Regions from separate parts of the Mus musculus genome. Here all the other regions are linked to region 4. A link is a loop called in an ENCODE intact Hi-C map of the cell type or tissue named here. Cell type or tissue: heart. All regions are shown on one strand.

Region 1 (8,000 bases), 100 kb after region 4:
ATATGGGTTCAACCTAACAGAGAGTGGTTGGCTAGTGCACCCAGGGGCTGCTCTCATCCCCCTTCCTTAAAATTGAGTCTAAAGTTACTTGTAAGTTGGAGTCTCTTAGGACAAAGCATGGCCAGAAAAAACACTGTTTTATATACTGTGGAATAGCGTAGAGCAGATTGCAGCCTGTTCTCAACACCACACTAAACAACACACTGGCAAACTATGAAGTAAAATTTCCTATAAGAGTGCTGCAAGCTTTGTTGCAACAATATGAAGGATGTCTTTGAGAAGGAGAAGCACAGACTACTGATTTCTGTACAGCACTGTGATTCACAATGCCTCAGCAACCTCTGGGTACCTTTTACAAAATGCCAAAGAAAAAGTGGTGGCACATGCCTTTAATCCCAGGACTTGGGAGACAGAGACAGGTGGATCTCCAAGTATGAGGCCAGCCTGGTCTACAGGACTCCACAGGAGTTTGGGCATCTTTCATAAAGCACACAAGGGTCTCCAGTCTACAAGCAGCAGCAGTACTTACAGGTATGTAGAACAGACAGAAACAGGGCCCCAGTGTTCCAGGCTGAACTAACTACTAATTGGTACAACCCATGTATCCAGCAGGCCTTTTCTTCCTCTGTTTTTGGTTTTTGTTTTTTGTCTTTGTTTTTTTTGTTTTTTGTTTTTTTCTAGACAGGATTTCTCTGTGTAGACCAGGCTGGCCTTGAACTCAGAAATTCACCTGCCTCTGCCTCCTAAGTGCTGGGATTAAAGGCGTGGGCCACCGCGCCCAGCTCTTCCTCTGTTTTAGTGTCTTGGAAGAAGGTAAGTGGTCATAAACCCTCCTGCGTCAGCCTGTAGAAGCTTCAGCATACCTGCAAGGACAAGGCCCTGTGACCTGCGGACAGTATTAAGGAAATATTTCCTACAAGTACCTACACTTGTGATTTCCTGGCTCATTTTGCATCGAAGGCTAAAAGAAAAGGCCATTTTATGATTCCACTTGGGAGAGGGAAGCCCTGTGCAGAAAGGGGTCTGTTGGGACATTTAATCAAGGTGCTGACTGTTCCGCTCTCAGGGCATGTTCTTCCTTCTCCTCGTCCTTCTTTCCATTGTTTTATTTCCCCTCTAGGTTTGTCTCACTCTAGAGCCATGGTTCTCCACCTTCCTGATGCTGAGACCCTTTAATACAGTTCCTCATGTGTGGGGACCCCAACCAGAACATTATTTTGTTGCTATTTCAACTGTAACTTTGCCACTGTTATTTATCATGCAATGCTAAGAAACATGTATAACTAGCCATTAGAAATATGCAAATTAGTCAGGTGGTGGTAGCACACACTCTGATCATAGTGCTCAGGAGGCAGAGGCAGGCAGATTTTTTGTGAGTTCAAGGCTACCCTGGTCTACCGAGTGAGTTCTGGGACAGCCAAGGCTTCATAGAGAAACCCTGTCTCAAGAAAACAACAACAAAGAATCATAGATATCTGATATGCACAATATCTCATCTTCAACGCCAAAGGGGATGAGACCCACAAATTGAGAACCACTGCCCTTACTCCACAGAAGTTACTGAACCCTGCTTTCAACTGTTGGGTCCAACCTTTTAGCTTAGATCCATTTCCCTTGTCTTCCCTGGTCCTCCTGTGCTCCAGCAGGAACGCTGCAGGATGGCCTCAGCATGGGGAGACAGCCCCTGCCTCCCTAAATGAGCCCTTGGTGAGGACGGGCCAACTGCTGGGCTCCAACTAAGCTTCCAGGCCCTGGGCCTGCCAAAGCCGTTACACTGAACCCTACTGACCTTTACCCACTTTAGATGACAAAGGAAGTAATTAAGTTTAGAAATGTGCCTGAAGTGGGTGGAGGAGGGGCAGCAGATTCTGCCAGCACTGTGCTAAACAAGCCACAAGACCAAATAAGGGTGTCTGAACCACTTCCATCTGTATGAGAGTTCAGAGTGCAGTGTGCAAAAGTAGGACTTGGTTCTCAGGGAGCTAAGTCGTTACCTAACCCTGCTGGAGCTCTGCTGGAGCTCTGCAGCAGCACCGGTCCTGGTCGCTTCTGCAGAGGCTGTGTCTGAGAGAAGACAAAGCAAACCTCCTCTTGCTAGTGGAGCCCAGGGGCCTCCCTTCTCAGACGTACTGACTGGAGGAGTCTCCTGCACCACAGATTCTCCAGAGTGTTTGCATGGCACTGCTGAGGGACTGTAAAAGTACCAGTAAGGACGAGTCACTAGAATGTGTGAAGGTCAGAGTTTGAGGATATTTCACTATTAGAAAAGCAAGCGTCACAGGCTGAGGCGAGCTTGTTTACTGAACACAGCAGTCCCGGGTGGAGCCGGGAGCTGGGAGCATTTTCCTGTAGCACTAACACTGTTTGCTAAGTCCACCCTCTTCCCGCTCTCAAGGGCTTGTCAAACACAAGGCCTGGCCACAGTCTTCCTCTGCTCCCCTGGATGGTGGCCATCCTCCTCCTCCTCCTCCTCCTCTTCCTCCTCCTCCTCCTCCTCCTCCTCCTCCACCTCCACCTCCTTGTCCTCCTCAGAGGCCTGCGACACTCTCAGCTCCACCAGCTGCCGGTGCGCTTCAGCAACCACTGCCAGCTAGCTGCTCATGCCGCCAGCTCATCATACTGCCTCCTTGGCTTGGAATCCCTGACCTCTTGGCTCTCCTTTCCCTGGGAAATTCCTTCATCCTGCAAGATCCCAAACCTCAGCTCCACTCAGCCCTAAGCATAAAGAGTGACCTATATCCATGTTTGGCTATTGCCTTGGGTATGATACAGAAGTGTGTACTTGGTCCATGTTAGCTAAGTGAACACTGAATTTGTTCTGAGTCTTGCCCTGATGTTTTGGGGTCCCGGGCACCCTTATCTCCAGATACTCACTGTTGTCTGACAAGCCCATGGCTCAGGCTCAGTCTACCACCTGCTTTCTAGCTCAGGGCTTCTATGACATCTCAGTCCTGGGGCACCCAAGTAAGCTCACCTTGAAGTCTGAAGAGCTAACAGGCTACAACCTGCCCTCTGTGTGGAGGTACTGTACATACAGCTTTTTAGACACCCATGGGATCTAATAAGCCATGTATCAAATCAATAAAACCACCCTCCTTCCCAGCTTCCCTCCCTCTATGGCTCACTATCCCTCCCTCTGTGCCTTCCACAGTCCTTGTCTCCAGGTGACAGTGAGGTGGCTTCAGTGTAGGCTCTGCTTTCTGGGAAGCTGAGACTTGGTTATCTCAAGGCTCCAATCTATTGGGAGCTTGTCATTTGGAGGCCCTCCCACTTTATTGCCTTGTTGTGAAAATTCAATTTCTTTTCATATTCCTATTCCTCTTTCACATGAGTTATTCTTTATGTGACAAGCAAAGGTTTAGGGGCTGGGGGCTCTTTCTGGTGTACACACTAACATTCCACGTCTTGGGTGGATCCTCACTTTCAAGTTCACAAGGATAGAGAAATCGCCCCCCTGGTGGTGAAGCTGTAGAACTGCTAGTCCTTTGGTAAGGGAGGTGAATGTAGGTTAGGTAATTCTTTTTTTTTTTCCCCTGAGACAGGGTTTCTCTGTGTAGCCCTGGCTCTCCTGGAACTCACTTTATAGACCAGGCTGGCCTCGAACTCAGAAATCCGCCTGCCTCTGCCTCCGGAGTGCTGGGATTAAAGGCATGCACCTCCGTCGCCCGGCATAGATTAGGTATTTCTACTTGCTCTACCGGCCTTTAAGCTTCTCCATTTCCTTATCGGAATTTTCTAGAAGTCTAGGGTCAGACTCACGGAAGCCATTTGAACTCTGCCTGTGCCCTTCTCCACAAGCATCTTGCTTTTATTTTGCATTTCTTGCATTCTTTCTGAGAATCCTAAAAATGCATTATATTTTGATATTTTGCATTCCTTCCTTGTAATTTTGCCTGTTTTCCTTAAATGATCTTTTCTCTTTTTTAACCCAGGCCGATCTCAAACTTGACTTCCTGCCTCAGTCTTCTGAGTCTGATTCAGCTTTTAACCCTCTTTAAGGTTTTTATGTTTTTCCTGGCATATATTAGTTTACATAGTAATGGGTTTCATTTTGACATTCTCAAAAATGTATACAATGTCCCTTCATGGTCATCAGCCCCCATAGCACTCCCTTGTGACCCCTCCCCTCCTACTGCTTCTCTCTCTCTTCCCAGCTGGCCCTCCTTATCCACGTCTTTCTTTTTTTCTTCTCCTTTTGTTTGTGTGTTTGACCCAGTGAGTTTACTTAGGGTTGTTTTCAGCAGCATGGGTGATGGGTTATTTATAGGAACACAGGCCCCTCGCCAGTGCTTGCACCACTGGAGAAAATGTCTCTCTCCCCATCAATCATTAACCCTCTATAGATCCTCAGGGGTGGGTAGGGCCTCCTAAATTCCTGATGATCTCAATCTTATTCAAGTTTTATGCTCATAATCACAACTGCTGAGAGTATAAGAATGCAAAGTCAGGCTGGGTGTGGTGGCCCTAGCCTTTAATCTCAGTACTCAGGAAGCAGAGTCAGGCCGATTGCTATAGTTCTTTCTATATAGAGTTCAAGGCCAGCAAAGACTACTTAGTGAGACCTCTAAAAAAAGAAAAAGGAGAAGAAGAAAGGAAGAAAGACAGACAAGAAAGAAAGTCAATGCACATGTCATATCAGGATAACAACTCTTTATTTAAAATATTTTTTGAGGGTTGCAGAGATAGCTTAGCGGGTAAGAGCACTGACTGCTCTTCCAAAGGTCCTGAGTTCAAATCCTAGCAACCACATGGTGGCTCACAACCATCTGTAATGAGATCTGATGCCCTCTTCTGGGGTGTCTGAAGACAGCTACAGTGTACTTACATAGAGATAAGTAAATAAGTTTTTTTTAAAAAAAGGTTTTTTGAAATGTATATATGTATATGCCTATAGGTATATGAGAGAGTACGTGTGTACAGGTGCCTGTGGGTGTGTACAGTGCCTGTGGAGAACAGAAGATGGCATCAGATCCCCTGCATCTAGAGTTACAAGTGATTGTGGACGCCTAACATAGGTGTTGGGAACTAAACTTATATCCTCCAAAAGAGCAGAAAACACATTATTGACTTCTGAGCCATCTTTCTAGTCCCCTTAACAGACTATATATATATATATATATAGTGTATTAGAGTTTTGTCTGCAATATATATATATATATTGTATTAGAGTTTTGTCTGCATGTATGTCTGTGTGAGGATATAACCTGAGGCTGCAGCTACAGACAGTTGTGAGCTGCCATGTAAGTGTTGAGAATTGAACCCAGGTCCTCTGAAAGAGCAGTCAGTTCTCTTAACAGATAAACCACCTCTTGGGCCACAGCCCTCAGTAGTGTTTTAGAGATTATTGGGTTGTGAGGCACATTGCCACTCTGCCTGGCTTTGCATGGTCATACCCCTACCTGCACAGCCTTGACCTGACAGCAAGGCACAACCATCTGTAATTCCTGGTTCCAGAGGATTTCATGCTCTCGATGGCTTCCTCAGGGACCAGGCACACAAGTGCATAGACACGCATGAAGCCAAATACTTATACATACAACATCATAAAAATGTTTGTTTGTTTGTTTTCCGAGACAGGGTTTTTCTGTATAGCCCTGCCTGTCCTGGAACTCACTCTGTAGACCAGGCTGGCCTCGAACTCAGAAATCCGCCTGCCTCTGCCTCCCAAGTGCTGGGATTAAAGGCGTGTGCCACCACTACCTGGCCTAAAACATTTTTAATTTAAAAAGTATTTTATTCAGAGGTGGTGAAGTACACCTTTAATCCCAGCAAGGGAAGCAGAGGCCAGCCTGGTGGTCTACAGTGAAGTTCCAGGCCAGTCAGAGTTATATAGCGAGACCCTGTCTCAAAATAAAGCAAATACTTTGTTTTTGAGGGTGAGCAAGTTGACTCAGCAGGTAAAGATGTCCCCCGCTGAGCCTGATGATTTGAATTCAATCCACAGGACCCACATGGTGGAAAGAGGGAGGCAGCTCCCACTGTGTGTCTGCTGAACTCCACATGCACACTGTGGCAAGCACTCATGCATGCAGGAATGCAAACATGTATGCATTCACACAAAATCAATAAATGAAACATAATTGTTTAGAAAAAAGAATGTTTAGTCCTCATCTTCCTTTGGACACTTCCTTCCATTGGAAGTTAAGCCTTTTTTGTTCAGTTTCCTTTGCCGGCTCTTTCAGGAAACAACCCAGGATTGAGCTAGGCAGGAGGTGAATGTTAAGGCGCAAAGCATCACCTTGCGTTTAGTAATGGAAATTTTTAGGAGCTCAAAGCTCAATAACTTTGTTGCCCATCCTTGGAGGCTTCCAGAAATCTGGACTTGGATGTTAAAAAATTACAAGGGAACTGCTTTAGAATATATGCCCACTGGGGCCGGACAGGCTGATCAGTGGTTAAGAGCACTGTCACTCTTCCAGAGGACCTGGGTTCGATTCCCAGAAGTAGAGCACTTGCCTAACAGCCCTCAGAAACACGCGCACACGTGCACCCCTTAGTTCTTAGAGCAGGCATGATGTATGCTTACTAGTGTTTCCAATCAGCTTGTAAAATGCACAGCCCTCCACCCTCACCCCATCCCCATTCCCTGATACTCTCCCCCACCTTTGTCAACAGTTCCCATCTACTCTTCTTAACAGGGTTCTCTTTTTTTTAAGATTTATTTATAATAATAATAATGATAATAATGTTCAGATGCACCAGAAGAGGGCATCAGATCTCATTACAGATTGCTGTGACCCATCATGTGGTTGCTGGGACCTTCGGAAGAGCAGTTGGTTCTCTTAACCACTGAGCCATCTCTCCAGCCCTTAACAGGGTTCTTGTAAGAATTAGTCTACATGCATACTCCTCACTTCATCTTTGACGCAGAAATTGAGTTTCGCTGATTTTATCACAAGGAAATATTGAGAGCCACATACAAAGAGTTGTATGTGTTGGGTACTTGTCATAATCTTAGTACAGTAATAAGCACAGGAAACAACCTAAATAATTGATTGTGTGGAACTTTTAAAAAATTAAATTCAAAGCTTAGGAAACGGTTCATTGAGTAAGAATTTCAAAAGCACAGTATCCATGTTTTGTTTTGTTTTGTTTTGTTTTAAAAAGGCAAACATGGTCACACATGCCTGTAACCCTAGCAATGTAGACGATAAAGTCAGGGTTTACTGGCTGCCAGCCTAACTCTCAGTTTAGCAAGAAACCCTGTCTCTAAGCAATAAAGACTGGTAGAGAAGGATTCCCAGTGTCCTCTCTGGTCATCGTGCGTATACATGCTCCTTCATATGTGTGTACCCCTAACACAATCACACAGACACACACAACATCACAACCAAGTCTAAGTAATTGCTTTCATGTTGTAGATATCAGAAGCCCCACTATGGTAGAAGCCACCATGGTGACACCTAAGACTGTGTGGCTGACTCTCCAGAGCCCTTAGTGTCTGTATTCCTTTTTGTCACTCTGTTATATCTGTCTTTCATACCTGATTAGTCTCTGGACCAAAATGGCAATTATAATTCTAATCAGCATGTGTAAACTCCAGTCATCAGGAAGAAAGACTGTATAAACAAAACCGGACACAGGTCATTCACCAACTGTTTCTTTAGAGTCCAAAGACTGCCTCCAACACACCTGTTTTGCCAGCACTGTTACCAAAGCAGAACTCCTACTCTACCAGAGAAGATAGAAACCGGGCAAAGGTTATGCCTTAGACCCAGGTCTTGTACTAATTAGAAGTGCACTATTGGCAAAGGAGAACTCATTTGGTCTGAAAGGAGGGGTGTGTGTGTGTGTCTGTGTGTGTGTGTTTGCTTGAATTTTTCTTATATTTTCTTACATTGAGTTGGAGAGAGGAAGTTGGGATGACTTGCAATCTATGCCCAATCCATGCACTTTTTAACTCAGATCAGTTTTTTTGGTAGTAGTAGAGTCTATTCTTGAGACAAAGGCCTACTCTATAGCCCAGGATATCCTGGAACTCACTATTGTAGCTAGGCTGG
Region 2 (8,000 bases), 280 kb after region 4:
ATTTACCCCCTCTGAAAGGTTCCTAGAATTCCAAACAAACTCTCTGCAGCTGGGTAAAAACACTGCCTGCTAGTGCAGGAGGCAGGGGGTGGGGGTGGGGAGGTGGCGCACGTCTTTAATCCCAGCACTTGGAGGCAGAGGCAGGCAGATTTCTGAGTTCGAGGCCAGCCTGGTCTACAAAGTGAGTTCCAGGACAGCCAGGGCTACACAGAGAAACCCTGTTTCGAAAAACCAAACCAACCAACCAAACAAACAAAAAAACAAAAAACAAAAAAACAAAAAAACCCTAGTGCATGAGGCAAATCATTGTCACATGTTATGAAGCAACCTCTTATTTCACACCTGGGATTAAAACAAAAACATATTCACTGAAGGGACCCTGTTATAGCAGTCTTGTATGAGGCTATGCCAGTGCCTGGCAAATACAGAAGTGGATGCTCACAGTCATCTATAAGATGGAACACAGGGCCCCCAATGGAGGAGCTAGAGAAAGCACCAAGGAGCTGAAGGGGTCTGCAACCCTATAGGTGGAACAACAATATGAACTAACCAGTACCCCCAGAGCTCGTATCTCTAGCTGCATCTGTAGCAGAAGATGGCCTAGTCGGCCATCACTGGGAAGAGAGGCCCCTTGGTATTGCAAACTTTATAAGCCCCAATACAGGGGAATGCCAGGGCCAAGAAGCGGGAGTGGGTGGGTAGGGGAGCAGGGCAGAGGGAGGGTATAGGGAACTTTCGGGATAGCATCTGAAATGTATATAAAGAAAATATCTAATAAAAAATAAATTAAAAAAGAACCAACCAACCAACCAAACAACAACAACAAAAACATATTCACTTAATGTACCTGGGTTTTTGAAGGAACCAAAATTCTTGCTATGGATTTGTTTGTTTTTTGAGACTGAGTTTCTCTGTGTAGCTCTGGCTGACTTAGAACTTGATCAATAGACCAGGCTGGCTTTGAACTCAGAAATGCCTCTGCCTCTGCCCCCCTGCCCCTCTGCCCCTGCCCTTCTGCACCCCTATCCCCTGACCCCTCCTCCCTGCTCTCTCCCCAACCCCCCAACCCCCCGCCCCTCTGCCCCTCGGCCCTCTGCCTCCCAGAATTATAAAGGCATGCACCACCATGGCCCAGCTGCATATTTATTCTTAATTCAGAAACTCCATAGTGTTTTCCCTTGTGGCTGCACCCCTTCCCATATCTGCCAATGATGTTCAAAGGTCCCACAGCCTTGCTCCTCCTCCTCCTCTTCCTCCTCTTCCTCCTCTCCTTCCTGTGCTAGGGATGGACTCAGCCACTCTTATGCTGAGTTCACTTCCAGCTTCTCTTTCTTTTTGCTTTTACTTAGAGAGAGAGAGAGAGAGAGAGAGAGAGAGAGAGAGAGAGGTGTCCAAGTATATGTGTGCATATGTGTGCATATAGGCCGGGAGTTGACAGCGAGGATATTCTTTGATTGCTCATCACTTCATTTACGCAACTCACTGTGAGTTGCGTGGACTGACTAGCTTATCTAACCAGCTAGCTCTGGAGCCTCCTGTTGGATTGACTAGTTTACCTCCAGCTTGCTCGGGGATCCCCCATCTTTGCCTCTACACGCTGTGACTGCAGCGGCCTCCGAACCTGCCAGCTTTTGTGTGGGTTCTGGAAACTCAAACTCTGGTCCTCACGCTTGCACAGCACTGCTCTTTATCCACTGCCGGCTCCAAGTCTTCTTTGCATTTTTAATGACAGCCGTGCAAGTAAGGGTGAAGCAGCTTTTCATTGTGGTTTTGACTCCCTAATGAGAAGTGATTGATGTTGAGCCTCTCAGAGAGCCCTTCTCTCTGTCATCTGTCTGCCTCTGTCTCTCTGTCTTTCTTGAGTGTGCACATGTGTGTGCATCTATGTGGGAACCAGAGATACAGGCTGAGTGTTGTCCTTGCTTACTTCGGATCTTATTTCTCTGAGACAGACAGTGCCTTTCCTGGACCTCCAGCTTACTGACTTGTCTTGATTAGTTGGCTAGGAAGCCCAGGGAGTCCCCCTTCTCGCCTCCTGGTTCTGGGATTACAGATGCATACTGCCATGCCACCACAACCCGTACCTACCTTAGAAACCCCCATGATCTCGGGTGCTGGAGGAGCTCAGGTCCCCTGCTTGCTTGTGCAGTTAAGCTGGTGACCAGTGGCGCTGTCTCCCCAAACCTACTCACACTCTTTTTAAACATCTTTTTTTTTTTTTTTTAAAGTTTTTTTTTTAAGATTTATTTATTATTTAAGTAAGTCCACTGTAGCTGTCTTCAGACACTCCAGAAGAGGGAGTCAGATCTCGTTACGGATGGTTGTGAGCCACCATGTGGTTGCTGGGATTTGAACTCCGGACCTTCGGAAGAGCAGTCGGGTGCTCTTACCTGCTGAGCCATCTCACCAGCCCCCCTACTCACACTCTTATTGTTCACTTGTATTTCTCCTTCGGAGAAGTGTTTATTCAAGTCCTTTGACCACTTTAATTTTTTTTTTTTCCCCAGACAGGGTTTCACTATGTTGCCATGGAATTCACTAGGTATATCAGATTGGCTTCTAACTCACAAGAAACCCAGTGGCCTCTTCCTCCTGCATGTTCAGATTAAGGGGGGCACCACCTCACCTAGCCTTTTGACTATTACTCTCCTTAACTTTATTTTCATGTTATTTAGTATATTTTATGTTATTGGTATTTATTATATTTTATGTTATATATTATGCACATGCCTGGTGCCTGTGGACACAGAAGATGACTAATCCCTTCCAACTGTGAGTTGCCATGTGGGGGCTGGGAATTGAACCCAGGTCCTCTGGGAAAGGAGTCAGTGCTCTTAACTGTTTGATCCATTCATTTAACCCAAGCTTTGGCCATTTAAAAATAAGTGGTTTTCCTGACCATTACATATTCTGTGTGGCATTAAATTCTGTCATTCTTACAATACTGTACTTGTTGGAAGCCCTGGGCACATACAGCCCTATTCTATTCTTATAACAACCTTGAGATATAGGTACAACCCAAATTCAAGGACTGCATGGGTCAAACCACATTCCTACGGTCACACTGCTGGTAAATGATGGAGCAGGGAGTTTGACAGGGACAGAGGGGAACTGGGGGAAATTTTATCGGTATCTTTTCTAAAGCCCTCATCGGTAGTAAGTGAATAGCTTCGAGGCAGGAGCCAGCATCTGCTGATTTCATCCCAGCTTTAACCAGCTACGGAGCTGTGCCTCGCCCCACCCCCACCCCTCTCAAAACTGAATATTTAATATAAAGAATTGTTTGCGCAGATGTTGGAAGACCCAAAGAGTCAAATCTGCAAAGCTTAATAACCAGCGTAATGGATACAGCAAGAGGCCATGAGAATAACAGACAGGGAAGAGTCAGGTTGCCAGAACTCAGGGAGGTCCTGCGGGGTAGAAGATCAGGCCCTCAAGGGAAAGTATTGTGCATCTGGTGATTCAGGGTGGCGCGGAGGGGGCGGGCAGTCACCTGTGCACCAGCATCTTCTGAGAGAATGGAATCTGGGAACTTTGGTTCAGTCTGCTCATCGTGCCTGGCCTTGGTGACGCTGTTGGCACACATGGGAAAATGCTTTGCAAAATCCCCACACACCAGGGAGAAGAGGTAACGCATTCTTAGGATTCACCACAACAGTGCCGTATCCACACCCGCATCTTCCCGCATTTCACACAACTCAAGCTCTGTCTGTGTGCTTGCTGTTTTCTGGTATGTCTGCTTTCAAATGTCCCCAGGGGGCCCAGTAAAAAGGTTGGGGAGCCTTTGTAGCATGCCACAGGCGTCCTTGTTGGGGCTAGCCTCTCCTACCTATTAGTTGTATCATTATCATCACGATCATCTTTTATGTAGCCCAGGCTAGCTTCGAACTTGCTATGTAGCTGAGGATGGCCCTGTACTCCAGATCCTTCTGCTTCTGCCTTGTGAGTGCTGGGACCACAGATGTGCACCACCATGCCTACATGCCCAGTAGTCTTGAGGAGGCAGATCAACAAGGTGGGGTCATGAAGCTTGTGAAGGGGGACTGTCACCTCTGCCACAGTGGTTTGCAAAGCTCGGTCCAGAGCTTCTGCTCAGCCCCGCTTTCTCCCTTCCCAAGATCCCTCTCTCCTTTGCCCTTCACATTGGTGTTGCTGTAATTGTACCTCAGGAAATAACCCTGAGGCATCCGCCGTATCGGAGCCCCCAACTGGATCTGAGCCACTTCAGCCACTCTCTCCTCACAGTCCGAAAGCACCGTTAAACAGGAAGTTAGGGCGCTTTGGTGTTGTGACTGCCTGTGGACTGTGCAGTGCCTGGAGGGCGGAGGATTTGTTTAGCATCCCTCTCCTGCCATCTGGTGGATGGATAAGAGGATTATGAACAGACCCGGCAGGCAGGACACCTAAGAGAAAAGAGTGTTTTCAGGGGGGGAAAGAGGAAAGCAGCAAATGGAATGCCACTCTGCGCTGAGGCCTAATCCTAGGCAGCATGCCCTCCCTCGCTCGCTCACTTCAGCTACCTAATCAACGTTGCAGAGAAAGCTGCATGACTTTTGGCGTCTGCAAGAAGAGTGTCACCATCCTCCAGCTATGTCACCAGCTGTAAATGCCCTCAGAGGCTGGCTGGCTTCACAGAGCAGGCTTTTCTCTTCACTTAGGACGAAGCCTTAAATGGAAGATTCTAGACATGAACATTGTCTGATTGTGCCTTATTCTGATATTATGATGAATTTGGCTCTGTCCCGCTCTATCCCACTCAGGACAAGAACCGCCCATTGGTCCAGTGTCTCTGTGTACATGTGCTAATAGCCATCCCTGTTGTCGGTATGACTGCCATGGTCTCACACGCTGGTGTTCAAGTTGCCTATATTTTACTCAATAATGTCTTCAAAGTGCAACACTAGGGATGCTGGCAATTTTGCCATAGTCTATCTTACTGTTGTTGGTAATCTCTTCCTGGGTCTAGTATGTTAAAGTAAATGGTATGCGGAGTGTGTGTAGAAAAAGCAGAGTGTACATAAGGTTTGCTACTATCTATCTTCTGTTTTGAACACCCACTGTGGGTCTTGGAAGATAGCCCTCTCAGATGAGGGGGACAACTGCATTCACAAAGAATGGGTTCTTGCTAGCTTGTGACATCATAGACAAGGTGGCTGCAAGACTCACTCTGGAGCCAGGTGGTGGGGATACACACCTTTAATCCCAGCACTCAGGAGGCAGAGGCAGGTGGATCTCTGTGAGCTGCAGGCCAGCCTGGCCTACAGAGTCAGTTCCAGGGCAGCCAGGGCTACACAGGGAAACCCTGCCTGGGAACAAAAAACAAGACAAAACAACCAACCAAAAAAAAAAAAAAAAAAAAAAAAGACTCACTCTGAAGACGCTTCCTGTGTTCTGTGTAGCTTGGGAGGGAAGACCTATGGGTCACGTAGTTTCAGAGGTGCTCAGCTCTCTCTCTGCTGCTTCTGGGCCTGCGGTAAGTGTTGCAGGAACTTCCCCCAGGGAGACATAAACAAATGTTTTTGTTTTTGTTTTTGTTTTTGACCCCAGACAAAGCACCAATGACCAATCAAAGAGATGTGTCTGTTCAGGTCTGCCTTGGTGAATCAGTGAGTTTATTTGGCGTGTAGAACCAAGGGTGAAGAGTTACTCAGAGGAGTGTGGGTTAGCCATATTACAGAAACATCCTGTCCCATCATGGATAATGACTCCCACAGTTACATACTCAGACTCCCCTTCAGTTAACCCTCCACTCTCTGTGTACACTAACACGTCCTAAGACTGGCACAGCCGGGAGCAGGTGCAGCTGGGAGCGGCGACAATCTTGGATGGGAGTCTGATGACCCTCCTCTCCCCTTGTTTTTTTTTGAGAGAAGGTAGCAAGCCTGATCTGGAGGGTGCCCTGTGAGCAGCCATGGCTACTCTGCTGAAGATGGCAAAACTGTTATGGTTAGAGAAAAGCATTTCACAGAAGTGAGGCAGAGCATCTGGGCAGGAAGGAGGGAATGGGTGGCCTCCCAACATCCTCTTCAAGGACATATCTCAAGTGACCTAATTTCCTCCCACTTGGCTCTACCTTTCACAGGCTCCACCACCTCCTAAGGACACTTCACACTGATACCAAGCCTTTAAGACATGAGCCTTTGGGGACACTTCAGACCTAAACTACATTACCTACTGAAACCCCGCCCTTCAAACCGTAATTCCCTGCTCTTCCCTAGCCTCTGGCAGTCACTTTTATTTCTGTTTCTGAGACTTGACTCCTCGGTGTACCTTATTCATCTTTCTGTGACTAACTCATTTCATTTAGCATGATGTCGTTAAAGCTCAGGGATCAGAATGGCTTTCTTTTACACAGCTGAATAATATTCCATCCTGTGTATATGTTACATTTTGTTTATCCATGCATCCACTAATGTTTCCTATTATGACTGTAGTTAATAATGATGTGACATGGATGTGTAGGTATCTGCTTGAGTGTCTGCTTTCAAACTCCTGGGTATATACTCAGAAGTGGAATTGTGAAGCCATATTATATAGCATGTTAGTATTTTTATTGTCACAACAAATAACTTTTAGAATTTAAAACAGAAATGATTTATTTGGGGTCATTTTCAAAGTTTTTAATCCATGGTGTGCTGGCTCCAGTAGTTTTTACAATCTCCCAATACTGATCAATTTCTGATCCCATTAGTAGGTTAGATGTCCAACCTTTTAATACTGCAGAATGTATTGGGCTATAGTCACAGCTCTCTGGGAATGCAGGCATCCCAAGACCACACCCTGTGTTCACCCATAGATAAAATCAGAACCCTTGTAATATATTTGCCTCCCCAGAGCTCATCAGCCAGCAGCCACACCTTCAGTACACCTGCCTTCTAGAAGGCATTTCACATTGACATCACTACATGTGGCAAGTCTATATTTCATCGTTTGAGGACCTGGCCTACCATTCCAGATGAACATATGCCGTTTCATTTAATACTCACAGGACTTCTGAGAAGAAGGCCTGCTATTCATTTCTCTTCTTAACGTGTGAGGAAATATAAATCAGAGGGAGTCAACTTGCCTGTGGCCAGAGAGCCAAACAGTGAAAGAGCAGGAACAAAGGCAAACCCAGTTCACATCACAAGATGGCTGTCATGGCTTAGGTGTCACTAGGGGTGTGAAGGATTGGGGCAGACATTGCTGACCAGTGAGACAAGGGTGCAGCCCCACACTTAGGTGTAGAGTTGCCATCTGCCTCAGCAATTCCATCATAGGTACTTATAACCCTCCCCAGATAGAAACAAGAATTCTACAAACAAAACAAATCGACCGTGACCTTTTATGGCAGTACAGTTCACAAAGGTCAAAAGGTAGAAAGAGCCCAGACACTCCATGATGAAAGGGCAGAAGGGCAGAGTGTGGCACATCCATGTACTGGATGGATATCGGTAAAAAAGAAAGGAGGCGCCAGCGTGGGTGAACCCCCAAAATGATCGTTCAGAGAAGCTGTCTACAGAGGCCTGTCTGTGTGACTAGATTCACAGGAAATGTCACAGACCAGCTAAACCCACAGACAGAGAGCAGAACAGTGTCCCGCTGCTGGGGAGTGGCAGGCATGCAGGAGGCTTCTCACAGGGAGTGATGATGTGGCACTACATGCTGGTGAGGGAGCCTTCTAGAACCTCTGCATGACATTCTTTCTTTAAAAAAATTCATTATTTTATGTACATTCCACATATTGGCTTCCTCCCAGTCCCCCCTCCCACAGTTCTTCATCCCATCCCCCTTCCCCTCAGGGTGCTCCCCCTAGAACCTCCCCCTTCCCTGGGGCCTTAAGTTTTTATAGGACTAGGCACATCCTTTCCTACTGAGGCCAGACAAGGCAGTCCTCTGCTACATATGTGCCAGGGGCCTTGGACCAGCCCATGTATGCTCTTTGGTCGGTGGCTTAGTCTCTGGGAGCTCCCAGGGGTCCAGGTTAGTTGACACTGTTGTTCTTCCTATGGGATTGCCAT
Region 3 (8,000 bases), 180 kb after region 4:
TGCCTCTGCTCCTGAGGTTGGGATTAATAACATCCAGCTTCTCCTCTTCTCCTTCTCCTTCTCCTTCTCCTTCTCCTTCTCCTTCTCCTTCTCCTTCTCTTCCTCCTCCTCCTCCTCCTTATTATTATTATTATTAATTTATTTATTTATGTGAGTACACTGGTGGTCTCTTTAGACACACCAGAAGAGGGCCTTGGATTCTATTACAGATGGTTGTGAGCCACCATGCAGTTGCTGGGAATTGAACTCAGAATCTCTGAAAGAGCCGTCAGTGCTCTTAACCACTGAGCCATCTCTCCAGGCACCCCCTTTAATTTTTTATTTATTTAATTAATTTATTTATTTTTCTTTTGTGTGAATGAATGAACGCATGTCTGGAGCCTGCAGAGACCAGAAACTGTCAGATCACCTTGAATTAGAGTTACCACCATCTGTGAGCCTACATGTAGGTTCCAGGAATCAAACTTGGGTCTTCTGTAAGGGCAGTCAGTGCTCTTAACCCCTGAGCCATCTCTCCAGCCCCCTTATTTTTATTTTTAATCATGTGTCTGTGACTGTGTTTTGGTTTGAATCAGTGCATGTTAGAGTGCATAGAATCCAGAAGAAGGAATCAGGTGAGAGTTACAGGCAATTGTGAAGTGCCCATGTCTTGGGGTTGCAAGCGCAGTTCCCATTCTTAGCTGCTAAGCCATCTCTTTAGCCAATAAAAGCTCACTTTTCATTGTCCCTTGATGGTCTCCAGTTTTACTTCAGGAGAACAGTGATGCCCTCTGCCCTACCTGACATTTAAAGCTGTGCTGACTATTTCATGGTTAATAAGCGGCCTTGGAAGCTGTGGGTATGTCAAAAGTGCATGCTCATCTCCTGGAAAGCACAAGTGTCCAGGGTGTGGCTCTGGGTTTAAATCTTTTCTTCCTCACTTCCCACCCATGTGGTCTACACTTGCCTACCTTCAGCCTCATCATCTGTGAAATAAGCTTGCTCTAAGGGTCATACACGGAGCACTTAGCATGGTATCAGACACAATGAGTGCTTAATACATGTTGTTGTTATTGTTGTTGTTTTGAAGTCTCACTATGTAGCTCTGGCTGGCCTGGAATTCACTGTGTAGCCTAAGTTGTCCTTGAATTCAGAGATTTGCTGTTTCTGCCTCCTGAGTGCTGGGATTAAAGGCACATTCCATCATGCCCAGCAAATCAATCAATCAATATATATGGGTATTTTACTTGCATGTATGTCTGCACATCATGAACATACCTGGTGCTTGCAGAGGCCAGAAAAGGGTATCATATCCGTTGGAACGAGAATTACAGAGCCTCCCTGTGGGGGCTGAGAATTGAACCTGAGTCCTCTATAAAAACAATTTCTTAGTTACTTTCCTATGGATATGACAAAACACCATGACCAAGGCAATTTGTGAAAGAAAGTGTTAAGTTTGAACTTACATTTTCAAAGAATTATAGGTCATGATGGTGCTGCAAAGGCATGGAGGCAGGAACAACTCAGTGTTTACATCTTGATCAGCAAGGAGGACACAGAAATGGAACACTGGGAATAACGTCTTTAAAAACCTCAAAGCTCACTCCCAGTGACACACCTCCTCCAACAAGGCCACACCTCCTAATCCTTCCCAAAGAGTTCTACTAACTGGAGACCAAGTATTCCAACATGATATTATGTAGGAACATTCTCATTTAAACCACCACAAGCGGCTAGGTCTTAATTGCTCAGCTGTTTCTCAAGCCCCCTTTACTATTTATTATTAATTTCTATCGTGCATTTATATTTACATGATGCATGTGTGGTTGTGTTACAGGACAACTTTGTGGAGTCAAGTCTGTCCTTCCAACTTTACATAGGTTCTAGGGACCAAATTCAGGTCACCAAGCTTGCATGACCAATGCCCTTTCCTGATGAGTCATCTTACTGGCTTTATTTTAAACATAAAGCCACAGCATTAAGATTTAAAAAATTCACCAGGCAGTGGTGGCACACTCCTTTAATCCCAGCACTTGAGAGGCAGAGGCAGGCGGATTTCTGAGTTCGAGTCCAGCCTGGTCTACAGAGTGAGTTCCAGGACATCCAGGGCTACACAGAGAAACCCTGCCTTGAAAAAAAAAAAGATTTAAAAAATTCTATTTCCAAGGGAACTGCAACCCTATAGGTGGAACAACAATATGAACTAACCAGTACCCCGGAGCTCTTGACTCTAGCTGTATATGTATCAAAAGATGGCCTAGTAAGCCATCACTGCAAAGAGAGGCCCATTGGACTTGCAAACTTTATATGCCCCAGTACAGGGGAACGCCAGGGCCAAAAAGGGGGAGTGGGTGGGTAGGGGATTGGGGGTGGGTGGGTATGGGGGACCTTTGGGATAGCATTGAAAATGTAAACGAGGAAAATACCTAATAAAAAAAATTCTATTTCCCATTCTGCTGCCCTCAGTTGCTTCAAGAATTCTCTTTCAGAGGCTTCACCTCACTCAGGAGAAGTTGGAGCCTTGTCTTCATAGAAAAAAAAAAAAAAAAAAAAAAAAAAAAAAAAAAAAAAAGCTAATATGAAGTAACTGCTTAAAAAAAACAGAGTTTGTTAAAGGAAATTTTAAGCATAGATTTAAACATTTATGAAGTTGATTGCTTAAATGCATATACGTGGCTTGGTTCCTGCTGCAAGGAGTCACCTCTTGGGGCCTCGCCCAGCTAAACAGAAGTGCTGGCATTACTCTGCACTTGCAGTCCTAAGCACATTTGAGCAACAGTGGATGGCTAAGTATGTTATTATAGGGGGCAGGCAGCACAGTACAAATCAGCCTCTGCCAGGGGCAAGGCAGGTGTCTTAGGAGTACGTTTCTAGGGCCCCTCCCCCCAGTTTAGGGTCTAGCTGGTCTAGCTCTACTGAGAGGAAGTGATGTTTAAACAGAAAATAGAGCAGGAAGCTGTGGTAGAGGCTGGCCTGGCATGCCCATGTTCAAGCACTATAAAACCAACAAAGAAACACAAACACAAGCAGAAGATGCTTAGAACTAAGGTATGTGGCCATGATGGCGATGCTACTGTGTGTGTGCGTATATGTGTGTGTGTGTGTGTGTGTGTGTTGCTTGTTGCTCCTAGCAGGTGAGACAGCTTGTACTACAGAGAAAACAGGACATATTTGGGAAGAGTGGAGGGCCATGCCAGCTAGTATTTGCTGAGTTTTGCCTTACAGTGGACTCATCTGAAAGATGACCAACCATGGAGGCACAGTTATAACACCAGCACTGTAGAGAGAGAGGCAGGAGGATTGCCACAGTTGGTTTCATATCAAGTCCTTGCCGCAGGTAAAAGTGTAAACCAAACTAAAATCTAAATAGCTGCCGTGGCTAATGACTGCCATACTGGACGGTACAGGTCTGGAGTGTAGCATGGTGAAGGTGACATGACTGGGGCGGGCCTCTGGGCTGCATGAGGTTGTTGTATGAAGTTTGGGTTTTATTTTTAGTGCTATGAAAAAGTGGCTTGGAGGTGGGGGTGACATTAATTAATTAATTTTTGTTATTTAGTTTTTCTTTGATTACTGATACTGGGGGTCAAACACAGGGCCTTACATATGCCACTAAGTCTACCATTAAAGCTAAACGCTGGCCCCTGGTTTATATTTTTAGCAGACCACCTTAGTTGGTATAAGAATGGGGTGTGACGTATGAGTGTAGCAGCGGAGAAGCAGGGGGACCGGTTTGGTAGAACATTCTCACGGGAGAGAAATTAGTGCTTTGGACCAATCAAACAAAATTTGGGATGTGGAGCAAGGACAGAGGTCTTCCGGCGAAAAAGAGAGGGAGAGCTGGTCCTTGTTCTCCCTGGCAGTGCCGGGGCTGTACAATTTCAGCCATTCCTGTTGGCCACACGGTTGCCACCTGCTGGCTGTTTCTGGAAGTGCCCTTGTAAATGGATACTCGGGGGATCCCTGGGGTCAGGACGCTGAGCGAATCTTCCTTAGATGGAAATAATGGCTGGATGGGTTGGGCTGCATTCTCTGGGGCAAATGCTAGACTGAACCTCTTCTCTCTCTGGGGCTATCCCATTCTTCTCTCCCTTGGGTCGGACAGTGATGAACCAAATGGCCGGGGGAGGGCACACGGTGTTAAGAATCAGGAGGGGTGGGCGTCAGTGTTTTAGGGCATGAATCCCACACCTGTGCCAGCTTCCACCCAAGCCTAGGTCCCACCACCCCAGAACTTCCTCTGACTGCCCCAGGGGCTTCTCTGGCTACAGTTGTGGGTGGAAGTGCACCGATGGAGGAGCAGGGCGTGTCTCGCGAAAGCAGGGTGTGGCCAGTGGTCCTGATGATCAGCCCAGTGGCCAGTCACTGGTCCTTGACAGGTTGGCGTTAAGCCCGCACTATCCACTGTGTGCGACGAACAGGTGGAGGGTGGACGATACAGAGAAAGCTACGGCCAGCTACGGAGGCTTCCGCGGCACTTCCTCTCTCAATCCCCGCTGCTGGAGAGTCCCGCTAGGCTTGGTGATCCTGGCTTGTAGTCTGCTGCCGCTACGCCTTGACTTCAGCCTGAGGGGTAAGTCGATGGGCTATTTCAGGATGTCCTAGGGGTTGCGTCTGGAAGTATGACAGTGAATGATTGGATTGGTCTCCCGGCATCTCCATCTTGGAATAAGGGTCTGCGTGGGATCTGGCTCCCTGAACCTCCAGGCCTCTTTCTCTGCTGCCAGAATGGGGATCCCAGGAGGTAAGGTAGACAGCCTCTGGAAGACAGTTGTTGCTGCTGGGGGTTGGGAATGATGTCAGACGCAGCGTCTGCCAGGATTTGCTTGAGGGTGGAAGCTAGACTGCGCAAAAGGAGGATGCCCATGTCCTACTAAGGTGGGCAGAGAAGTGAAACCTCAGTCAGGCCCCCTGGCTATTGTGGAAAATGCCCCACCCAGTTCTCTGAGTGTACTGGGATCCTGTAACAAATTGAGAGTGGGCCGGGGCCACACTACCGCTTCCTCTCTTGGCCCTGTTTTTTTCTGTCCCTTATTTCTACCAACCTGTTCCCTGCCCCTTTTTCCTACCCCCACTGTCTTCTGACCGGCTCTGATTCTTTCCTTCCGGTTTCTGAACTCTGAGGAAGACAGAGGCTCCCCAGCTCTAACTAGGTCCCAGCCCCGGCCACGTGATGGAGGCTGTGGTTGCTGTTTCTGTTGAGGGTGAGGTTAGCTGTCAGCTAACCCCAGACCCAGTGTGCAGTTTGAGGTGGGAAGGCAGATAGCGCTTGCCAGCTCTAAAGCCCCTTCGGAGGTGGTGTCTTATACCCTCAGATATGAGTCAGACTGGAAACGAACGTAATTGGGTTCTGAGAACTGAAGAGGACCATCAGGACACGAAGCGAGGTGGCAACTCACTTCTCTTTTCTGAGTCGCGGTTGTTCTGGCAGCAAAAGGAAGGGTCTGATAGACCAGTAGTTCCCTGGATCGCTCCCTCTCTACATTAAGGGTTTCGTGGCCTGTGCTGGCCAAACAACTGAAGTTTTATCTGTCTGTACCATTGGGCACTGGGCTTGATATCAGGTAGAGAATGGGTGGGGTTGTGAACACAAGCATTCTCACCCCTAAATAGGATTTGAGTCTTCTTGAACATCAGAAATTCCCAAGGGGGATAAAGACAGTCCTGACTTCCTGTGAGATAATATCAAAGTGACAACTCTGTCAGGTCCCTGCTCCCAGCACATCTTCCTGACACTGCCTCTCTCCTTCACCGCTGATTTTCCCTCTTGGAAAGCTAACAGTTTCCCACTCTCCTTCCTACACATACACACCCCTTCTGTTGTTGTTGTTTTGTTTTGTTTTTGTTGTTTTTTTTGTTTTGTTTTTGTTTTTGTTTTTGTTTTTTGAGGCAGGGTCTCATTATGTAGCCTTGGTCCTGGAACTCACTATGTAGACCTGGCTGGCCTCTGCCTCCTGAACGCTGGGTTTAAAGGCGTGCACCACCAGGCATGGCTCTCTTTTATTTTTATTTTTATTTTTATTTTTTTGTGTATGTAGGTGTGGTTTTGGATGTGTGTAGACGCCAGAAGTAGATGTGGATTGTTTTCATTGTTCTCAGCTTTGTTTTTTTGAGCTAGGGTCTCACTGAACTCTGCTAGACTGGCTGGCCAGCAAGCCTCTTGTCTCTGCCTGCCTTTCTTCACTGAAATTAAAGATATACCTCATTCCGTGGCTTTTTATGTGGACACCCAGGATCCTCAGCTCCTCCAGGCTGTGTGGCAAGCCCTTTCTGATCCAGCTCTTTCCTCATCCCGCCTCCCTCTCCCTCTCCCACTCTCCCTCTCCCTCTCTCTCTTTCTCTCTTGAGACAGAGTATCCCAGGCTATTTTCAGATGACCTTGAACTTCTGATCCTCTAGCTCCTAATTCTATTTTTTAAAATATTTTATCAATTTATTACTTATTTTCTGTATATGAGTGTGTACCACGTGTGTGCTTGATACCTGCAGAGGTCAGAACACATCAGATCCCCTGGAACTGGAGTGACAGAGGGTTGTGAGCCACCATGCAGTGCTGGGCCCCGAACCCCGATTCTCTGGAAAGGTAGCCCAGTGCTCTTAACCACTGAGCCATCCCTCCAGCAGCTGGCCTTGGACTGCTACAGGTGGCTTATGCTTTGCTGGGTAGAGAAGCCAGCACTCTGTGCATGGTAAACAAGCACTGTCTTTACCCCAGCTCCTGCTCTCCTTTCTCTACATCACCTTCTCCAGGTCCCAGCCAGGCCTACCCCACTGCGGTATGAGAGAGAGAGGGGAACCTTAAGATCTCCATCTCCACAGAAGTTTCAGCGATAAGGAGCACCCTCCTCTCTCAGGATGACTTCAGCCTCCAACCCCCCAGCTTTTAGGCTGGAGACGTCCGATGGAGATGAAGAAGGCAGTGCTGAGGTGAACAAAGGAAAGAATGAGCCACCCCCCATGGAGTCTCCCTTCCAGGGAGAGGACCGGAACTTCTCCCCTCAGATTAAAGTGAATCTCAACTACCGAAAGGGACTGGGTCCCAGGTGAGGCTACCGCAGTTCCCAAACAGCACTCCAAGTCACGCAGTGGCCAATCCCTCACAAGTGTCTCTTCCTCATAGCCTAGCTCCACATAGTCCCACAGTCTGCTCTCTAGGGTTACACCTTCCAGAATGTTCTGCGTTCTTGGCCTTCTGCCAAGATCTATGTTTTTGGTAGAGGCACTTTCATCCAGTACCAAGTATGCAACTGACAATCAAACCCCTCTTCTTGATGTTTCGAACCCCACCCATTTTGGCCACAGTGGTAGCTCATGGCTGTAGCGGGATCCAAGGCTGACATAGTCACTGAGGCAATGTGGACCCTGAGAACTGAGGGCAGTGGGCTTCCTTTTAGAGTCATCTGCAGTTTGAGTTTCCTGTGTTATAGCTACCAATTCAGGGAGTGAGCCTGAGGGCATGCATCCTGCTTCCGGTCCTGCTAGGGTACTGAACCTGACTTCCCAGAATCCTCATGGGTTGACAAGAGAATGGACCAGGAAAGTCCTTTCTCCCTGCTCATCCCTGAGATGTGGCTATCACAGTGTAGCCTTGGCACACTGTGTTGTTTGTGTGAGAGACTAGTTAGCTAGGTTGGGTGACAGCACAGACAGGTGCATGGTGGCATCTGTGAATGAGTAGTGGGGCTGGACTGATGGTGATAGAATGGGATCCACAATGCCCTTTAGAATCCCAGTCGGTACCTTTCTGTGCTTCCCTAGTCTAAGGCCATGCATGGTTGCTGCCCTAGTGGCAGGGAGCAGTGTCCAAATGACCACATTTTCTAGGCAGATAAAACACAGAGCCCCTCATAGTCTGTGGCCATAGGGCTAACTGGATGAATAACGTTCATCTAGCTGGAATGAGGTGGACACCTATCTGTGTGGTGTTGCAAATGTGAGGGCTGCCTTTAAACGTGTCATGGCTGTATGTCTTCAAGTGTGAATGACCCAGTTAGTCACCCTATGTGTCAGAGTCATCAGGG
Region 4 (8,000 bases):
CCTATAAAAACGTAACTTGACTCAATGAACAGAGGAAAGGCTCTGGAACAAGAACCACTAGTTCTGCTACCCACAGCACTATGGCCCTGTACCTTCCTGTGCCTTAGTTTCATAAAATAGTAACAACTAGAATCTCTTTCTTATATTTTAGTTTAGTGAGATAATACATAAAAATGTACTTATTACAGCAATTTTAAGTACCAGGTCCACTCTTCAAAACAGTAAACCTACAGTAATCTACTACAACTTGAATCAAAATAGTCACAGAAAAAATAAACAGGTGTCCATAGATTAGTAGAGATCAAAGTAGACAGGTTCACAATACTATTTTTTGTTTTGTTTTTTTGTTTGTTTGTTTTTTAGAGACAGGGTTTCTCTGTGTAGTCCTGGCTGTCCTGGAACTCACTCTGTAGACCAAGCTGGCCTCAAACTCAGAAATCCGCCTGCCTCTGCCTCCCAAGTGCTAGGATTAAAGGCGTGGGCCACCACTGCCCGGCTGATACTATTTCTTTTTAATTTTTACTTCATGTGCATTAGTGTTTTGTCTGCATGTATGTCTGTGTGAGGGTGCCAGATCTCCTGGACCTGGAATTACAGACAGTTGTGAGCTGCCATGTGGGTGCTGGAAACTAAACCTGGATCCTCTAGAAGAGTGGCCAGTGCTCTTAATTGATGAGCCAACTCTCAAGCCCCTCGCATTCATTATTTTTTTACTTGTTAGTGTGCTGAAAACATGCAAGCATAGGTTTTATATGCCTGATTTCTAAATCGTTCAATAATGTTAAACTAAATCTACCTTAGTTTATTTTTCAAATGTACTACTACTTGAATATTTAAGTTCTCCACAACTCTACCCTTGGAAGATTACTTATTATTTATGTATGTATTTATACATAGCATTTATTTTTAAAATACACAACTATAAATAATTATTCTTAGAGGAAAACTACAGCAAAAATAACTTTCAACTTTTTAAACAAAATTTCAGAAACTCTGTATCAAAGAAGAAAAAATAGTAGATAGCGTTTGGACTTTGTCACAGAAAAACTGAGATTAGAGTTATTTTGAGAGTTTCCTGTATCTCAGACTGTATCTGACAACTTCCAATATGGATTTTTTTTTTCATCTCTGCACAGAGATCAGCATGCCTCTGCCTTCCAAGTGATGGGATTGAAAGCTTGTGCCATGCTCAGCTATGATCCCTGTTGTTTGGTTGGTTTGTTTGTGTTTTTGATTGTTTGACTTTGGTTTGTTATTTGGGGGGGGAGGGGCAATGTCTCATTAAGCAGTCCAAACTGAGCTGAAACTTGCAGTCCAGACCAACTCAGAGAGAGCAGCCTGGCCCTGCCTCTGGGATAAAGGCCTCACCACAGGAACAGGTGTTTTGTTAAATTATGTGCATGGCATGTGAGTACAGGGGACCTCTCAGGACATCATCAGATCTCCTGAAGCTGGGGTTACAAACCGTTGTGAGCGTAAACTCAGGTCTTCTGAGAGGTGAGGCATGTCTCCAGTTTCATCTTTGGGTTAGTTTTTTTAATCCCAAAGTGGTCATTTTCACTCAAATTTTCTTGCTTAAAATGTAAGTACCTTTGCCTGGGACAGCTTACCTGCCTCTCGATTTACAGATATTGCTGTGGTCATCACCACAGCCTCTGGGGAGCAAGCAGAGGCTCCTTCCCCCCTTGCTGGAATGGAGCCAGAAGCTCAGCATGTCAGCCAGCTCTGCACCCATTACTTCTCACTTTCACACTGAGCCCATCATCCCTTCTAGCCTCGCCTCCCCGGGCCTCTGGTATGTCCTTATCAAGGACACAGTGATGGGCACCTTCTTTTGTTTCTCCAGATAGGGTTTCCTTATGTAGCCCTGGCTATCCCAGAGCTTGTTCTATAAACCAGCTGTCCCTGAATTCACAGAGATCTGCCTGCCTCTGCCTCCCAAGTCATGTGTCACCACCTTCCAGCCAATCAGAGCTATTTCCTTAACTGTTCCCAGGTCTCCTTGCTGACAAAAGAATCCTTGTAAAACATTTAATTACACTACTTGAAACCAAGAAATGGTTGATCTTAGTCTTTAGAATACTTCAAGCACTATTACCTAAAGTGTCCTCATTTACATACTGATAAACATTTACCCCCTGAGCTACAGGACTAAAATGCTTATACAGTTAGAGAATTAACTTGAATGAATCAATTTTCTTACCTCCTGTTCAGAAAGACCATCAATAATTTCAGAAATCTCATGCTCACTCCTAGCAATGGTGGCTGAAAGACCAGCTCCCCTCTGACCAACTCTAAATATGAAGAAAAAATACAAATATATTTAAAGACTTTTTATGAAGACATAACAAATTAGTATAAATACTGGAACTATACAGACCAAGCTGGCCCCAAAAATCAAAGATCTGCCTGTCTCTGCTTCCAAGTGATAGAATTACAGGCACACACACCACTGCCTAGCTTAAAGTAGGACTTTTAAAATAAATATTTTATAATCACTCTTTGAAACTTTGTTCACATGAACAATTTATCTTGATCACATCCACCTTCCATTCCTCCCTTTCAAGATTTCTACATTTTTGTTGTTGTTGTTGTTGTTTACTTTTCTGTGTAACCCACTGAATTCAATTGGTACTATCTGGAATGTTGACTGATGTTGGGTTGATCATATACAAGTCTGTACATATAACTACAACTCCTTAAGTTCATTAGTGAAATATCTACATCATGTCCATGTCTGTAAGATAGGACACACAATGGCACATTTTTGTGTATATGCATGTCTATGATGCAGGTATGTCTGTAAATGTGTGCAGATATTGGGTGTCTCCCTTGATGACTCTGTATTATTAAGTAGGACTTTTTTTCTAAACCAATAGAAAGTCAAAAAAATAAATAAATAAAACCAAACCAAACCTGAAATTCAGTGAATACTTTCAAGACGTATGCATAAATCACTACCAAATTAGCAACAACTTAAATGTTAAGAGATTTAAGTTACACGTTGGACTGGGGATACATTACAACTCAGTTGGTAAAGTGTTTGTCCTACATGCATCACTACCTGGGTTTGATCATTAGCACCACAGACAGACAGACAGACAGACAAAAAGGTTGTATATTCTAGTTAGAATAGTGCACTGAGTAATGGGGTACCTATATTAAAAAAGAAATGATTGATGCCATGTCTAATTTTTGTCTGTATTCTAAATAATGGCAGAGCAAGCTTAGAAAAATACATTGCACATTTCTAAAATATAAGGAAAAGTACCAAAACAGAAAATTAAGTTTAAGATATTTGTAAGTTTGTATGGGCATTACTAATGAGGTTTCATTCATACCTATTTTCTACACATAAAAACCTATCAAAATACAAAGTGTGGTTCACTCCCAGCACCAGGAGGCAGAGGCAGATGATCTCTGTAAGACTTAAGACAGACAGATCTCTATAGCAAGTTTCAGGACAGCTGAGGTTACATAAAAAGACTGTCTTTAAAATAAATAAATACATGAGTCAAAATTTATCTACTAAACTCACCACCCCCCCGGGCAAAGAATTTTTCTTTAACTCTTATTTTTATTTTATATGTCTGAGTGTCTTGCCTCCATTTCTGACTGTGTACCACACACATGCCTGGAAACAACAAAGGCCAGTAGAGGGCATCAGCTCATAGGTAACCAAACCTGGGTTCTCTGCAGGAACACCAAGGACTCTTAATCACAGAGCCATCTTTCAGCACACAGAATTTCTTGATTCAATAATGAATTTCATGCTATTTCATTATGTTTGATTATTAAGGAACATTCAGGCCTGTTCGTACTGTCATTTTGAAGAAAATTAGAACTTCCAAGAATTAAAGGCTTAAGATGAGGGAGGATTTGGCTCAATTGGCAGAGTGCTTGCCTGCCTAACATGCACAAAGCCCCAGCACTGCATAAACTAGGCATGGTGACACACAGGAACTTGTAATGCCAACACTTGGAAAGTGGAGGCAGAGGGTCTCAAGCCGCATAGTAAAATACCAAGTCAGCCAGGGCTACTGACCTACTCCAGATCCTGTCTCAAAGGTGAAGGAAAAAAAAAAAAGTAAAGGCCTAGGGCCACAGACATCTTCTGATGCCTCAGAAGTTAAAGACAACAGGGTGCTCTTCCGGAGGACTCAGGTTCAATTCCCAGCATCCACATGGCAGCTCACACTTGGCTATAACTCTAGTTTCAAGGGAATCTAAGGCCTTCTGGCCTCCGTGGCTACCATGGTGCACACAGGCACACAGGCAAAACATTCATTCACATGCATAAAACAGTTAATGAAAGATATTCACTTAGATTTGACATGCAAATTAGATATACAAAATAATATTAAATTCACTAAGAAATTATCCTCAGAGCTGGCAAAATGGTCCATGCGGTTGCCATTAGATCCAATGGACTGGGCTAATACTAGTTGGTGGGTTCAGAGAACCTACTCCCACAAGTTGTCCTCCGACCTTCACATCAGATCAGTATTACTATGGCACATGAGCCTCCCACATACAACCCCCAAAATGAATAGTAAGTATAATTTTAAAAACTTAAGTTCAAAATTAAAATTTCTTGTAGGCAGTGGTGGCGTACACCTTTAATCCCAGCACCCAGGAGGCAGAGGCAGACCAATCTCTGAGTTTGAAGCCAGTCGTCTACAGATCAAATTCAAAGACAGCCAAGGCTACATAGAGAAATCTTGTCTCAAAAACAAAACCACCCAGCCCCTCACCTGCAGCAGCACTCCAGAGAGCAGGCCCTGCACCTGGCCTGAGCAGCACAATAGAGCCGGCCCTATTGGCATGGCCACAGGAGAGGGCATGAGAATAGAGAGCCAGCTCTGCCCCTTGCCTGAATCATCCGGTGAGCTAGCTGAGGCAGTGCTGGAGAGCCCTCCCTGGTGGTGTGGGTACGGGAAATATGGCAGGCTTATTAGCTCAGATGCCACCCAGGCCCAGATCCAGGGCTTTGAATTGACCCACCCCAACATCTGCCCCATCAATGAACAGCTGGAACACTCGAAGGGGACGGTCCTACAGATTCAAAGCAGCAGGATCTCCATGACACAGGGAAAGAAGTGTGGACAAAAGGATATTCTGTGGACACACTATGACACACTACAGCCTGCACAGTGAGATTTCTACTTTCTTTTGGGGGCAAGGGTGGAAGACAGATACAAAGGGAAGAAAAATATGAGTGGGAATGAGGTACATGATGTGAAATTTGCAAAGAATCAATACAAAGTTAAATTAAAAAATATGATTTGAAGGGGAAAAAAATCACAATTACTAAACATCAAACTACATACCGCTGAAATCTTTCTTGCTGTTCTCTTTGTTTTCGAATTTCTGGAAACTGCTTCTCATAGTATTCCCTTGTTTTGCTTTCTTTTGCTTTCCTCCGGGGATTATTTTCTATTCTGTCCACTTTTTTCTCCCACGCTTCCATGAGCTGATCATAGCGCTGGCAGATTTTTTGTTCCTATTAAACACCCGTAGCAAATTAATAACAATTAAACTGAACTCATGATTTGGTAAGCCTAACCCTTTGAAATATATTCCATTTCTTAAATTGAATCAGAAGTACATTTGGCTTGTATGACTCAGCTACAAATGACAATTTGTTCTTGATCTAACAGGAGAGATGGAGCCATTCCCTTAGATGAACTCACCAGGAATACTTTCCCTGGAGATTTTACTAACCATTAGCACTATACCAATTAGCAAACTCACAGACAACTATAACTAGTAGTGTCTGACCTGCTATTTTTATTTTCCTGATAACATGCCTCATCAAAAAGAAAGGAAAAAGAAAAACATTTACACAGTTCATCATCTATCCAGTAGTTCTCAATCTTCCTAGTGCCGTGACCTTTGAATTCAGCTCCTCATGTTGTGGTGACCCCCAACCATAAAATTATTTTCATTGCTACTTCATAACTGTAATTTTACTTCTGTTATGAATCATAATGTAAATAGCTGTGTTTTCCAATAGTCTTAGTCAACGTCTGCTGTGAAAGGGGTAGCTAGAGCCCAGAGGGGTCACAACCCACAGGTTGAAAACCACCGTTCCAATCACTCTTAAAGGCAGCTATAAGTACTGTATCGGTACCCATCCACACTGTCAGAGAACACACACACACTTAACTGTTTCTCTACCATTAGCTTTTTCACCTTTTTTGTTCTTGTTGCTGTTGTTAACTAGTCAATTTTTTTGATAGCACAGAAAAGGCTGGAATTAGCTATTTATTCATCATCATAAAAAGAAATCTGGTAAAAACATGAAGTTAAGAACTAATATTGTGGTTAAATAAGTGATTTAAAAAGCAGAAAAACTTTCCGTTATGGTTATAGAACTATGTGAATATGATACTGGATAAAGGAAAGTGAGAAGGGCCTTAGGGGACACTGCTAACATTGGTCACCTTAAGAGAGACTGGATAGGAGAGTATTTCTTCCTCATGCCATTCCCTCACCACTCCTTCCAACATCCATTTGCCTTGTGTGCGCTTCATGTTCTCTCTCTCTCTTTCCTCCCACCTCCTTAATTCAAGTCAACACCATCACCGAGAGCGAAGCAATCATCTAGTAAATGTGGTTCACATCATTTCTGTTGCTTTCCAAAGCAGAGGAGAAGGAAGCCAGGGCCTGGCTCATGCTAGGTCCGTGTTCAGATCTTCCCATGCATTCTCACTTTTACAACCAGATTGAAATTCTTTTGTTGTTTAATACAGGGCTTCCTCTATCTGGAGATGGCCTCAAACCCACTAGGTAACTGACCATGACTTGAACTTCTGATTTCCCTGCTTCAACCTATTGAGTGGGGATCATAAGCATGTGATACCATACAGTTCATTTGGTACTAGAGATCCAATCCAAGCCTTCATTTATGTTAGGCAAGTATTATACCACCGAGTTACATTTGCAACCCCAGATGTAAATAATTAAAATACAAACCTGAACCTCATACATACTCAGTTTAAAAACATTTAAGTGCCCTCAGAATCTCATACAAAATCTTGACGGTGACCTCCAGGACAGTGTGCCACTGAATGCCAGCATCCTCATCAAACCTCCCACTTCCCAGCTCACTCACTATAACTCCGCAGGCTCTAAGCCTGTCATATTAGATATTTTATTTACTCTGTTTCCTCTGCTTATGTACTTTTGCAGTGTATTGGCTTCCCTGTTTAGTGGCCCTTCTTGATTCATATCTGCTTTAGGCATCCCGTTATATACTCTTGCAGTCAGTTGTATGCATGAGATCACATTATGATCACAATGCTGAACCTGTCCGCTGGCATATCTGCTCCCTAAGAGCAAAACGGTATGGCTACCTTACTTGCTTTTCTGGAATAATACATGGAACACTGTCTACAACTGATAAATGTTTATTAAACAAATCAGTAAACAACAAACTACAATTATTCCAAAGCATGAAAAAGTTTATCTGCCAATGATTTCATCACTAGGACTAATTTAGCAAGTCCCACAAATACAGTTAAATGAAATGTACAAAAAAAGCTGGTTTCTCACTTAATATTAGTAAGTTCTTGAGAAAAAATATTCAACCCCAGTTATTTAAGATAGTATCTAAAAGATAAGGCTGGTAAATATGAACTACAGAAATTTTACACCAAATAAAAGCTGCTGTCTCTTATGCTTGACAGCTGTTAACCTGTTAGGCCATTAAACATAAGGTCAAGTTCATTTCTAACACAGTTTCAAAGAATTTCATTTCATTAAAAATCCGAACTTAAATGTGTCTATAAAATTAGTATTACAAAAATTAGGATATTTTCTGAAACTTATTTTTATAAGCATAAAACTATTAGAACTGTGTAATGAGAAACTATTCCAGTTTGAAGACTGAGCAGTTTTTCATTAGGATGGAAGAGTGAATCTCATTAGCATGACCGTAACTTACCGAGATTTGTTTGTGCCCTAACAGACTGAAAGCGCACCATCCTACTTCGTCT

Evidence for each region. Hi-C counts contacts between places; a loop is a spot of excess contacts. Peaks named below come from ENCODE experiments on the same cell type or tissue, not always from the same donor. Only the 100,000 strongest peaks of a DNase experiment are listed, where the experiment ranks them.
Region 1: it touches region 4 in a loop (5-fold over the local background); 8 of 42 quality-filtered maps call a loop at or near these places.
Region 2: it touches region 4 in a loop (2.4-fold over the local background); 4 of 42 quality-filtered maps call a loop at or near these places.
Region 3: it touches region 4 in a loop (11-fold over the local background); 10 of 42 quality-filtered maps call a loop at or near these places.

Annotation. Positions count from the first base shown.
Region 1 is chr11:62,493,073-62,501,072 of GRCm38, forward strand. The region is part of intron 2 of Pigl (phosphatidylinositol glycan anchor biosynthesis, class L); the gene reads left to right. Among named protein-coding and RNA genes, the nearest start is that of Pigl, 39 kb to the left of the region's middle. In heart, a CTCF peak has its summit at 3,473; DNase peaks (open chromatin) are centred at 1,889 and 2,579; H3K4me3 peaks cover 673 bases; H3K27ac peaks cover 1,931 bases.
Region 2 is chr11:62,671,614-62,679,613 of GRCm38, forward strand. No RefSeq gene overlaps it. Among named protein-coding and RNA genes, the nearest start is that of Mmgt2, 27 kb to the left of the region's middle. In heart, a CTCF peak has its summit at 4,366 (motif pointing left); a DNase peak (open chromatin) is centred at 4,328; H3K4me3 peaks cover 628 bases; H3K27ac peaks cover 751 bases.
Region 3 is chr11:62,571,574-62,579,573 of GRCm38, forward strand. It overlaps Trpv2 (transient receptor potential cation channel, subfamily V, member 2), which reads left to right and starts at 4,054. Exons shown (of 15, transcript NM_001382489.1): 1 at 4,054-4,552; 2 at 6,730-7,022. The coding sequence starts at 6,835. In heart, a CTCF peak has its summit at 3,893 (motif pointing left); DNase peaks (open chromatin) are centred at 3,898, 4,308, 4,768 and 5,148; H3K4me3 peaks cover 1,581 bases; H3K27ac peaks cover 1,141 bases.
Region 4 is chr11:62,392,935-62,400,934 of GRCm38, forward strand. Ncor1 (nuclear receptor co-repressor 1) reads right to left here. Exons shown (of 45, transcript NM_001252313.1): 9 at 5,331-5,503; 10 at 2,204-2,294. Among named protein-coding and RNA genes, the nearest start is that of Ncor1, 42 kb to the right of the region's middle. In heart, a CTCF peak has its summit at 3,651 (motif pointing right); no DNase peak of the experiment used is centred here.